Regions from separate parts of the Homo sapiens genome. Here region 1 is linked to region 2. Evidence: chromatin contacts called from ENCODE Hi-C data. All regions are on one chromosome and are shown on one strand. The core of a region is the stretch at or near the end of the contact, and the rest is flanking DNA. Distances in the headings are between cores, read along the strand shown.

Evidence for each region. Hi-C counts contacts between places; a loop is a spot of excess contacts on that map. Pooled maps may share reads with other maps.
Region 1: a loop to region 2 is called in a pooled map, with 3 times the contacts of the local background. The contact joins the promoter of ART4 here to the enhancer-like site in region 2. A Hi-C loop is called at or near these places in 9 of 168 maps with a recorded cell type or tissue (CD4-positive, alpha-beta memory T cell, Caco-2, HCT116 and 6 more), 4 of 37 single-sample maps with no recorded cell type and 17 of 50 pooled maps.

Annotation. Positions count from the first base shown.
Region 1 is chr12:14,841,857-14,848,015 of GRCh38, forward strand. It overlaps ART4 (ADP-ribosyltransferase 4 (inactive) (Dombrock blood group)), which reads right to left and starts at 1,670. Exons shown (of 3, transcript NM_021071.4): 1 at 1,114-1,670. The coding sequence starts at 1,257.
Region 2 is chr12:14,641,149-14,647,048 of GRCh38, forward strand. It overlaps GUCY2C (guanylate cyclase 2C), which reads right to left. Exons shown (of 27, transcript NM_004963.4): 16 at 4,081-4,167; 17 at 2,426-2,558; 18 at 1-71. Among named protein-coding and RNA genes, the nearest start is that of GUCY2C-AS1, 22 kb to the right of the region's middle. RefSeq lists an enhancer at 3,172-3,251. Within about 2 kb of position 3,268, at least 4 of the 41 ENCODE cell types and tissues checked have a DNase peak (open chromatin) inside an H3K27ac peak, as active enhancers do.

The DNA.
Region 1 (6,159 bases), core at 420-2,919, 200 kb after region 2:
AGAGAACTGATGCCCTTTGCCATCAGGCTAACTCCCAGGAGGATGAAGAGCAGAGCCAAACTCAGCACACCCAGTTGTTTTTTCCCATGTTACCAGTCAAGTACATTTGTCCCCCTCAGGGACAGCAGAGTGAGTCAAGGGTTGGACAGTGGTCAGGAATGTGCCTAGGAAAGTCCCTCCCCTCCTGGAAAAGGACATTCCTTTCTAATGGGTAGCCAACAGAATGTTGTTTATTCACGTCTAGTGCATGCTAAACTGAAATGACAGATTTGAATAGAAGTCCACAAAATATCATCAGACTATCATTTAGAGCCATATATAAATTATATAAATTCTAAAACATTCCTTTCTTGGCAAAGAAATGATGTTTTCGTAATAAACAGTACTCATTGAGGGACATGTTAAAGGATCACATTCCATCCAGTCAATGTTAAGGATGTTGGAACTGGAACTTAAAGAACATCCCATTTGGTATTTTTACTATGTTATTTATGATGAGACGTCAGCTAGTTGTTTGTGAACTAGAACACATTTTTAAGACTGATTAAATGATTTTAACCAATAACTCTTCACATCAGGTATTAAAATAGGTCTACGGTATCTATTTAAGCCAAGCCGAGCCAAACCAAACCAATAATACAATGTTCTGTCAACTGTCATGATGAACTCTGAAACTTTGTTAATATGTTACTAGATCTCAAATATGTACTCTGTCATCTCTTAACATTAGGTTGTTTTTTGTTACACAGATCTTTATTAAAATATTCACTTAAAACTTAAGTCAATCTGTATGCTAGAGTTTAAAGCCAAATAGACTTGGTTTATTTTGCATTGTTTGTACTATGGAAGCAATATTTTACTTAATTTTTACAGTGGATCAGGAAAATAACTTTATGCCACTAGCATCCATAATGTCAAGTGTACTAACAGTGAAGGATTCTACAATTTTTCATAACTGTTTTCAACACTCTTTACTAACATGATTTGTTAAAATGTCTGAATGAAACTAGATTCTGAATGCCTAAGTTTTCGGCCATTTAAAGGCTGTGGCCGGGTGAATGCTCTGTTGGAGCACTGATCATAAAGAGATCACCCCCTCAATTGTCCCCCTACCTCAGAACCCTCTGTGGGTCTCTGCAGGCCAGAGAGGAGCAGCAGGAATGGCAGCAGGCCTCCAAGGAGCCAGATTCTCATCGTTGCAGGAGGTACAGTAGTTGGGAGAAGAATCTTCTTGCATCTGTTGATCAATGGACCCATTTGCTTGTGTCACAAGTACTTCTCCTTTGCCCTTGCAGCTTCATCCTGAGATGAATTCTCAGAGTTCTCCTTTGAGGTTTTCTTTCAGTCTCATCCGTAACCGTTTTTTCCCCTGTCTATGCTGAGCAACTTCTGTTGCCCACCAACAACCAATAGCTTGTCTGAGGGAAGAAATCAACTCCGACTTCTTTGCAAAACTGAAATCTCTGTGAAATAGCCAGATGCGCACACCAAATAAGGGTTTCTAAAGAGAACCCAAGTTACTTTTCAATTAAAAAAATAAAATCTCTGATCTAGTCTGTATTCAGGGGAATGCCGAAGTCCTGTTAAGTGTCAGACTCAGCAGTTCAGCCTTCCCTTTCCCAGCCAAACAGGAAAAAGCATGCTCTGTCCAGCGTTTGGGGCCAAGTAGCATTATCTGGAGCCCCAGGCTTCCATCAAAACTGATAAGATTGGCATGCGCAGGGCGGCTGGGAACGCGCCACCCTGGGTGTCTATAGGCTCATCTGGCCCTGCTGATAGGCCCTGCCCAGGACGGGCGTTCACAGAGCAAAGTGTGTTTTAGAGTTATTGTCAAAAAGAAGGCTCTTTGTACTGCTTTTCCCTGGCACCTTTGAAACTCTCCAATCCAGAGATTGTACCTCTGGGTTCAAAGCTCTTCCCCCATTTTCTCTTCTGAAGACAGGCCCTCTGTCCGCACAGTTCCAGTCTCCAGTGAATCCTAATGACGACTGTCAGGAGACTGCTTATGTAGAGCTGACATAAGTTAAAATAGGGTCCACTGTGCAAACTTAATCCAGCACAGTTCTATTAAGCACTCTCTTTTAGGTAGGTACTACCCTTTCTAGTCTAAACATCCTTCTTCTCCTCCCAACCCTTGATATAATTATATTTTCTTGCAAATATTTTGTATTTATACTTCTGGATTCATTATTTAAGAAACTAAAAGTTAGCAATCCTTGATAATTGTTTTTCTTGCAAATATTTACTTCTGGATTCAATTTTTAACTTTTAAGGTAAACTAAGTGCTGTTCTTAAGTATTCTAGAATTTTTTGGCACCCTGAATTTTTTTAATCTAAATTTTCTGATGATCACAGCAGTTCTGTCTCATTAACAAATATTCAGAATATTTAGAAAGCACAAAGGAGAAAAAAATGACACATAACCCGTCACTTGGAGACAGCCACTAATTAGGTCTGGATTTTGATTTATACACCCTTAGACATACACACACACAGGTTTCTAGAACTGAAATAATATAGTATGCAGTTTTGCATACTGTTTATTCCCCTTAATATTTTAATGTAAGCATGTCCCTATATAATTTAATACCTATTGAAACATTTTTTAAACAAAGGTTCACTATATTCCATTACATAGGTGCTGCCACACAATGGGACAGCATGGGTGGATCCATGGACAGTCTCAGAAGAAGATTGATAAGTGACTAGAACATGGACTCTTGAATAAGACATCTCAGTTCAATTCCTGGTGCTCCTTCTTCCTAAATGTGTGATCTTGGACAAGCTACTTAACCTCTCTGTCTCTCTGTTTCCTCATGTGTTGAATGGAGATAATAATAGTACCAACTTCATTTTAGTGTTGATACATTCATACTCCTTAGAATAGCATCTGGCACCTAGAAATTTTCCAACAAATAAAACCAATTATTATTATTTGCACCAAAGTTTATTTAATAAATATCTTATATTTAGCTTGTTTTCAACTACATAAATTTTTGTGTGTTTCTCACAATTTTTAAGATGCAGTTCTAGAGATGTGACTACTGATCCATGGAATGCATATTTTTCAGATTTAATGGCAACCACTAGCAGTGTGTGAAAATATCCCTTTAAGACTTTAACAATTCTTAAGGTTCCTTATTAGCAACTGTTACTTTGGAATATTGAGATGTCATGAAGAGAACTAGACTTAGAATATGAAAATTTGAATTATAGTTTGAGTTCTACCCACAATGCTGGCTGAGGTAACTTTAAAAAATAAGTAATTTGTGCTTAGCCTCAGTTTCCTTAACCTTATAGAAAGTTGTCAGGCTTAAATAAGGTGAAACTTTTCTTTTATTGAGCAAGTACTGTACTTCAAGACCTTTTTGCATGTTATCTCAACCCATGGGACGACCATGAAGAGATATTTTAACCTTTCCTTTATAAATGTGGTTGTTGAGGCCCTGTGAAGTTTAATAACTTTTTAGTAATCACAGGTGCTTTTCTGTCTCCTGAAGCCCACGATCTTAAAACACTCTAAAAGAGTGTGTCATTTTATTATTATCTTCTATAAAGGTTTTGCTATTTTTCCTATCGTGACTGCCACTTCCAGGATAAGACCACTGGAGGGCAGCAGAAAACTTTGTAACATTTTATACCACTCAGTCTAAAAGAGGGAGAACAGAAAAGGGAATGGGGCAGGGAGCAGGAAGGGGGATAGAAAGAGAGAGAGAGAGGGAGAAAGATAGAGGGAGAGAGGGAGAGAGAGTGAGGGGGAGAGCAAAAGAGAAGGGGAGCGAGAGAGTGGGGAGGGGAGGGGAGAGAGAGAAGGTAGGGAGAGAGAGAGAAGGTGGGGAGAGAGAGAGAAAGAGAGAGACAGAGAGAGAGAACCATCAGTGAAAACAACTGGGGTAGGGAAAAGCTCAAGTTCTGGTGTATATGTGAACATATTTGAATTAAAATGAAAAGTTAAGTTTTCTGATTGTTTGGAGTCAATAAAAAGTCATCTTTTGCCTTAAGGGCTATCTTATTAAGATTCTCATGTAATAATTTAATATTAGTTAATTTAGAGTTTGGGGTGCATTCAGTTATCATTTAATGATACCCAGTTCTTCAAAATGCAGCCTATTTGTGCTGTCTTGATGGGTTGGGATATAAGTTTTGAAGTAGCACAGACCTTGTGTTGGAATTTTACTTCCATCACTTCCTACCTTTGTGAGTTGGAACAAATTACACTAATTCTCAGTTGCATTTTCTTCATATGTAAAAGTAGACATGGTAACACCAGTCTTGCAGGGTTCTGTTGACAATGAAATGAAAGACCAACAACTCATAGGGTGTCCAACACAGTGAAAGTTAACTTTATTTTTTTTTTTAAGCAGCTGTTTAAGAAGAGGTTTCGCTAATTTTCCAGATCTATTTTCTGGAATAAATTCTAGATATTCTAGACTATTCTAAACCTTCTTTCAGAGAATGGGTTGCAGTACTCACTAGAGGGCCTTTCCCAGGGAGGAAACTTATCTTCTGTTACCGTCCTTGAGGTTTGGCAATGACCTTTAGTAGTTCCTGTTTGGATCTTGTTGAACTCCTTCAGATCTGTGTCTAAATTTAATAGGAGTGTTTTATTGCCAGAAGTACTTGTTAGTCACAGGAAAGTTGTTTGATAGTGACCCCATAATTTGGTAGGCAGAATGGGTTTGAGTTATCTACGTTTTAACTTATCAGTTCCTTCTTAACTCTTAACACTCTTACAGAAGTGAGCAAAGCTCCCTCAGTTATTTCACATTTTTATAACTTTTTATTTAGATAACATTTCATGCTTACACAAAAGGTGCAAGAGTAGAAGGAATTTCGATACACTCTCCAAATTAATCAGTTGTTAATATTTTACCCCAATTGCTCTATCATTCTCTCTTTTTTTAAACAACTTGAGAATAAATTGCAAATATCATGCTCTTTTACCCTTAAATACCTCAGCATTTATTTCATAAAACAGGGACATTCTCTTATATAACCACAGTTAATTACAAATATCATTTATATAATATCGTTATCTAATCCATAGTTCATAGTCAAATTTATTAACTGTTCCTATAATGTCCTTTATGTCTCGTCCCAGGATCACAATTTGCACTTAGTTGTCAAGTCTCTGTAGTCTCTTTAAGCTGCAATACTTCCTCAGTGTTTATTGTGCCTTTTGACCTTGGCAGGTTTGAGAAGCATTGGCCAGTTATTTTGTGGAATGTCTGTCAACTGGGGCTTGCACATTATTTCCTGGTAATTAGATTCAGATTATGCAGTTCTGGCAGGGAAATCACAGGGAGAAGTTTTACCATTCTCAGGAGACATTTGCATCTATTGTTTCAATACCTTTTGCAATAATAGTTATTAAAGCAATTGCTTTATTATAGTATCTGGTTGCTTGGTTATATGTTGATCATCAGATTATGTTATTTACCCTTTCTTTTTCTCACCTTTTTCTTTAAAAGCATAGGATCTTAGTGTCAGGAAAGAGCTTTGTTTTCCTTATCGTCATCCCCAACACTCCTCTGTGAATTTCCTCAACATTGTTGACAGAGCAACTTCTGCTGCATGTGCTCTCACAACGGCTAACATTCTGTAAGTGTTTGTTGAATGAATGAGTGAATGAATAAATGCTTCCAAATTTCAGTAGCTTGGGTACCATCCCCAAGAAGGCCATTTATTCTGGGAGAGATAGAGCAGAATTCCTAGTGGTGCATAGGAGGTTCTGAGGCCCAGGCTCACAGAAAAGACATTTGCCCAAGGACTATGCCTGAGTCTATCCAAATCCTGGGGACACAATGGGCAGCAGAAGATCTGACATAACTCAGGGACCGTCTCAACCCTTGGGTAGAGCAGAGTGATTGGGAATACAGGGTAAGGGAGTAGCCATCCTTTCACACATTTGAAAATGATATATTTGCTGAACATGAGCTGTGCATGATGCTCTGGGGATTCAGCCATAACCAACCAGATATGGTCCCAGCTCTCTAGGAACTTAGATCTGTTCAATTTTGAAAGTCAGCTCATGGTAACGGGGCCTAGCAGTCAGGAGGAGATTCTGAAAAAAAGCTCCATTTCCCAAAGGGAATTTAAAAAAAGAGAGTACTAGTCACATTAATTCACTAGAGAATGGGGATTAGAAATGGGTTCTTA
Region 2 (5,900 bases), core at 2,018-4,517:
CCCATAGCTGTACACATCTCCTTTCTGAGAGATGTTGGCTTGGCGGAGGTGCTCTGGAGCTGTCCACAGGTCTGTAAATGTAGACATTGAGATTACAAAGTTGAGGGGGGTGAGTGGTTCATAGGCCTCCAACCTGCTTTTGCTCTCTAATTCCCTACACCATCCACTCTAAATATGGGTGATAGCTTATAAGTGGCCTTGAATTGATATGATTCCAAATTTTTGAAAAATTTTTGCTAATCCTGGTGATCAAAGGTAGAACACACACCTTTTAGACTAACTATGAAATGTTAGGATTTGGGTGAGGTCATATGGCAATATGTTATTTAAAACTGCTAGGATCATAGTCTTGAAAACTCTCAAAGTTTACCTGGAATGGGGTCTGATTGTGGTAAATGCTCAGTAAATATATGTTGAATGAATACAGTAGAATATGAGAGGCTGAGGAATTTAGTAGTTTATGGGACATATGGAATGAACCTATGAAAGCCTTCAAAATACAAATTTTGGCCAGGCGTAGTGGCTTACGCTGGTAATCCCAGTACTTTGGGAGGCCAAGGCAGGTGGATCACAAGGTCAGGAGATTGAGACCAGCCTGGCCAATATGGTGAAACCCTGTCTCTACTAAAAATACAAAAATTAGCCAGGCGTGGTGGTGGGTGCCTGTAGTCCCAGCTTCTCAGGAGGCTGAGGCAGGAGAATTGCTTGAACCTGGGAGGTGGAGGTTGCAGTGAGACGAGATCACACCACTGCACTCCAGCCTGGGTGACAGAGCGAGACTCCATCTCAAAAAAAAAAATACAAATTTTATGTGTACTAAATTTATTTTATTTAAATTATTATAATTTATTAGTTAATGTGTATATGCATATTTAAATATAAATTTACCAAAAGAAGATAAAGACAGTACATTAAGACAAAGAGACTATGGCTGATATTTTCAAGGCATAACATACTGGCAGCCTGCAACTCAGCTAGGGTCCACAGTGGTGTTTTTGCTGGTTCCCACAGTATTCTTAAAAAAGTATCGCATGTAATTTACTCACAGTTTACTCCTGTCCCTGCCACTCCCTAGTGCTTACATCTAGTTCACTCACTTCACATGAGTGCAATGCTGTATTTAGCTCCTATAGATACTCGAGTTTTGAATCCTTATTACACACCTTATTTAGTAATAACGGGCATGCAATTAATTTTTCTTCAACATGCTTCGTAAGTTTTTCAGGATCACCTAGCTCCTTATAAACTTTTTAAGACTTACCTTCACCAGTTTCAATGAAACATGTATAGTTTCATGTTGTTAGGTGCAATAATATGTTTATGATGATGCACACTTTCCTTATTTGGTTCTCTGTCCAAATGTACATCACCTTTTTGAATTTGTGTCTTGTGAATTTTTGTGAATTGTGATTCATGCATAGTTGATCATAAAGGTTAGGGGTTGTAGAAAAGGTAAGTAAATCTACTTATGCTAAAATTTTAGGTAACTGATGCCATAGGTAGGTAGGTATAAGCGAGTGCTGTTTAAGATGATAGGATTTGACCTGTAATTTATCTGATTTGTGTCATGCTAGGTTATCTGATGACGATTTGTACTACTATGTCATGAACCAGGCTTGGCACAGGTCTTCAATAAGAAATTATTAGATTGAGTTCAATATCATATTATGCTTGAAATGGCTGTGGATGTAGGGACAGAATCGCAATTTTCCTTTTATTAAGGAAAAACGAAAGGATTGCAAAGTTGAATTAGAAATATAATTTGGTGTTTGGATCTAGGTAGTATTTTAAGGCAACATGAGTTCTAGATATCTGAGTCTGTTTAACTGTGAGTCATAGTCAAGAAAGGGTAAATGTTCAACACGAAAAGCCCTTTATACTTTACAAATCCGTTTTCTTTATGTTATCTTTTTTGACTCTCACCACAATCCTGAAAGAGGTAAGAATATATTTTACTGGTTAGAGTTTTTTCCTTAACATTTCTTATTACCACACATAAATGAATGATGTCTTGAATGGGAAATGGGTCTTCTGGTTTGTACTCTACCTTCTTGGACAAATCTGAGTCTCAGTGCTGTCCTCTATAAAGGAAAAAGCTTAAATTAGACGATGTCTAAGGTCTCTTCCTGCTCTAACCTTCTATATTTTTTTCAGCTAGTTCTGCTCCCACAAGCCATTAAGTTATTCATGATTTCTCAGTGTAGCAAGGGACGCATGGATGAAGGAAATCCACAGAGGACATTTGTTTAACTCAGGAAATACTCGTTGACTGACAAGTGTGAAGTTCTGGAGAATGAGCCAGCTGTTGTCTCTTGTGGCTTTAAGTGCTTATCTTCTGATCAGTATTACAATTTCCTGACCACGCTACATGGGTTTGAAAAAAAAATCAGTTAGGAAACTAGTGAACATTTCATTCATTACAGACCCTTTTTTGGAGGTAAAATGGAATTGCAGCCAAAATCAGTGATCTTCACCACCATTCTACTGTCCACTACGCAGTTGGTAGATTTCAGACGACCATGGACTTCTGTCTTACTGGAGTGCAGATATGACATTCCCTGTAATTTTTTAGATGATAGAAAAACAGAAATGTGACACACTTCAGCTGCTTGATTATTTTAAAGAAAAAAGTGACATTTGGAAACCATTTCAGCAGATGGTCACACCATCAGATTTTAATTTTAGTCCCACTATTTTTACCTTAACAATATTACTGAAGCCCTAATATTTGCCTACACTTTATATCTAGTTTCAAAGTCTGTTTAAATGACAGAGTAAAAGGGAATTGTCTAAAATATCTGCTTAAGTAGTTGTGTATAATATGAGGCAAAGGGTTGATTTTTTTTAAGTGTTTCTGCTTACCACTTATTTGGTCTGTGACCCTGGGTAGGTCTCTGGTCCTGTTTTACATGAATTTAAAATAAAAATATGAATAATAGTGCCTTGCTTTTCCAAAGGGGCAGGGTGCCAGGCTAGATTATTTCCTAAAGTGGAAGTGGTTTCATCCTATTTTGAAGCAATGTTTCATTCATTCTGTTTCAAAAGGGGAAGCCTGGCCCCCGTGATGGCTCATGCCTGTAATCCCAGCACTTTGGGAGGCCGAGCTACTCAGGAAGCTGAGGCAGGATAATCGCTTGAATTTGGAAGGCCGAGGTTGCAGTGAGCTGAGATCGCGCCACTGTACTCCAGCCTGGGTGACACAGTGAGACTCCGTCTCAAAAAATAAAAAAATAAAAAAAGAGGAAGCCTGTTTTTGGCTGATGTGCTTCTCTCTTGTGGTTAGAGGGTGTCTCAGCTGAAGCTGATTTTCAGCCTGGATCACAGGAGTGACGTGTGTGGCAAATCGATTTTCATAACACATTTTTCAAACTGATTCTGAACCCATATAACTTTCAGGTGAGTTAAGACTGTATCAAACAGCTCCCTCTCACAACCAACTTGTCTTCATTCTTGAATGAGGCCCTGGTTACTGGTGTCCACTCTGTTTTCCTATCACGTCTCAAAATATGCATGTCCACATTTATTATTGATTCCTGCAAGATGGTTTCCTGTACTTAAGATTTTCTCTTGTAAAGTTGAGGATTCAGTTGTCTTTTTTTTTTTTTTTTTTTTTAATGGAGTCTCACTCTGTCACCCAGGCTGGAGTGCAATGGCTCAATCTCGGCTCACAGCAACCTCCATCTCGTGGGTTCAAGCAATTCTCCTGCCTCAGCCTCCGAAAGTGCTGGGATTACAGGCTTGAGCCACTGCGCCCAGCCCAGTTGTCTTTCTTGTAGTTTTATATGATTTTGATTTCTGGAAAATCTGTGAAACTGCATGCCTCACACCCAGACTACAAAGAATATAATAAAATAATAATAACTGATAGATATATATTGAACATGTACTTGTACCTGGTCTTGTTATAAGCACGTGCATTATTTCACAAAATCCTCATAACCTAAAATCCTACAACCCTATGACATAGCTATTATTATCATTTTACAGATGAAGAAACCAATGCACAGAAGGTTGAATAACTTGTTAGATCTGTTTTCTTATATTTAATTTTCATATTTTCTGTGTGTGTGTTTCTCTTACCTTAGCAATGTCATACAAGACAGAGATCTTAAACTCCCAATCCATGAATGTGCCATCAGGGTAGGAAATTGTGTCATTTAAAACTTCCTGAATAGGAAAAAAGAAGAAGAAGAAAAGTTGTTGCAAGAAAGGATATTGTGGAGAGACTATTATGAAACAAATAATGATCTTCAAATTATGAAACCTTAGGATCAGGAACAAATTGGAATTCCATTGTCTGGGATTTCATGAACCTGTGTTTTTTCCTTTTCTGCATAAGAAGCATTGGGTGGTTTTTGCCACCTGGATATGAGCAGGAGGTACCCATAGCATCCCAAATTTCAGTTCTTCCATCAGACAGGTGTAGAGGAATAAGCAGCAGGCGGGGAGACTGCTTAACAAGTGACTGCCCTGCATGTTCTGTCTCATCTAAATTGGACCCATGTTTTAAAACAGGCAATTGCTATAAGAAAATTCCTTCATTAGGCTTGTGTTTTTACTCACATAATCAGTTATATAAATTAGCTTAATTGCTCTTTTTTTTTTGAGTTTACTAAGTCCTCTGTCAATAAGAGAGATCTTGGATTTTTTTGTGAATTGTATGACCTGGAATTTTCTTTGTTTTTTTTTGTTTTGTTTTGTTTTTGAGACAGAATCTTGCTCTGTTGCCCAGGCTGGCATGCAGTGGCACAATCTCAGCTCATTGCAACCTGTGCCTCCGGGGTTCCAGCCATTCTCCTGCCTCAGCCTGCTGAGTAGCTGGGATTACAGGCGCATGCCACTATGCCCAGCTAACTTTTGTATTTTTACTAGAGACGGGGTTTCGCTACGTTGGCCAGGCTGATCTCGAACTCCTGGCCTCAAGCAATCTGCCCGCCTCAGCCTCCCAAAGTGCTGGGATTACAGGCACAAGCCACCGCGCCCCGCCTATATCTGGAATTTTCAAGTCACTATTTTAATATGATGATGGTTCTACCAAGTTGCAGGATTTTAATTAAGCTAATACATAACTGTTCTTCACGGTAGAACTCTAAACAGGACTCTAACTGATAACAATAGTTTCTTATTTTAGGAAAAAGCCCAGTTTGATTTTTAGTTTTAACTCAGGCACTGTACTAAGAATTTCCAAGGAGGGGTCTAAAGTCCTTAATCATTTCAGATAAGGCTGGTTGGGCTGTGGGTACCAGGCCAAGTTGACAGAGGGGAGTTATGGGCAGACAGACTAATTCTTTTCTATGCCTTCTCTCCCTTTAGCGCACCATTCACCCATCCTACCCTGTTCTCATCTGCCAAATTGTAAAAAGCATATTATTCTGTTTTGATGATAAAAGGAATACAAGTTTACTATAAAAAATGTGAAAAAATTGCACAATATAAAAAAGAAGAATATAAAATTATTGCTAATTGCACCATCTAATTTATTCTCATTCTGGTATTTTCTTTTAGTCTTCTTTAATGTAGATATGGAAAGTATATGTAATAAATATTATAAAAGTGGGATCATAATGTATATGCAGATTTATATGTTTTTTTCTGAGCAATTTTAATAGGTGACCTGCATATTTATTCTTTAAAATTATTGAGTCTTATCTCTAGAGCAGGGACTGTGTTAGTGCTGGGATTATAAGGGACCTGTTATAGGGTGCACAGTCTGGTGAAGGAAACTGACACTCATAAAATAATCAGACAAATAAACATAAGATTATAACTGTGATAAGTACGAAGAAAAATTGCCTACAATCTGGGGATTTGACCCCTAAAATCTGGGGTTTGTTATGAAGATTAAAGATGGCTTCCTTCAGGAAATGGCTGTTGAGCTGAGATCAAATGAAGGGAGGCAA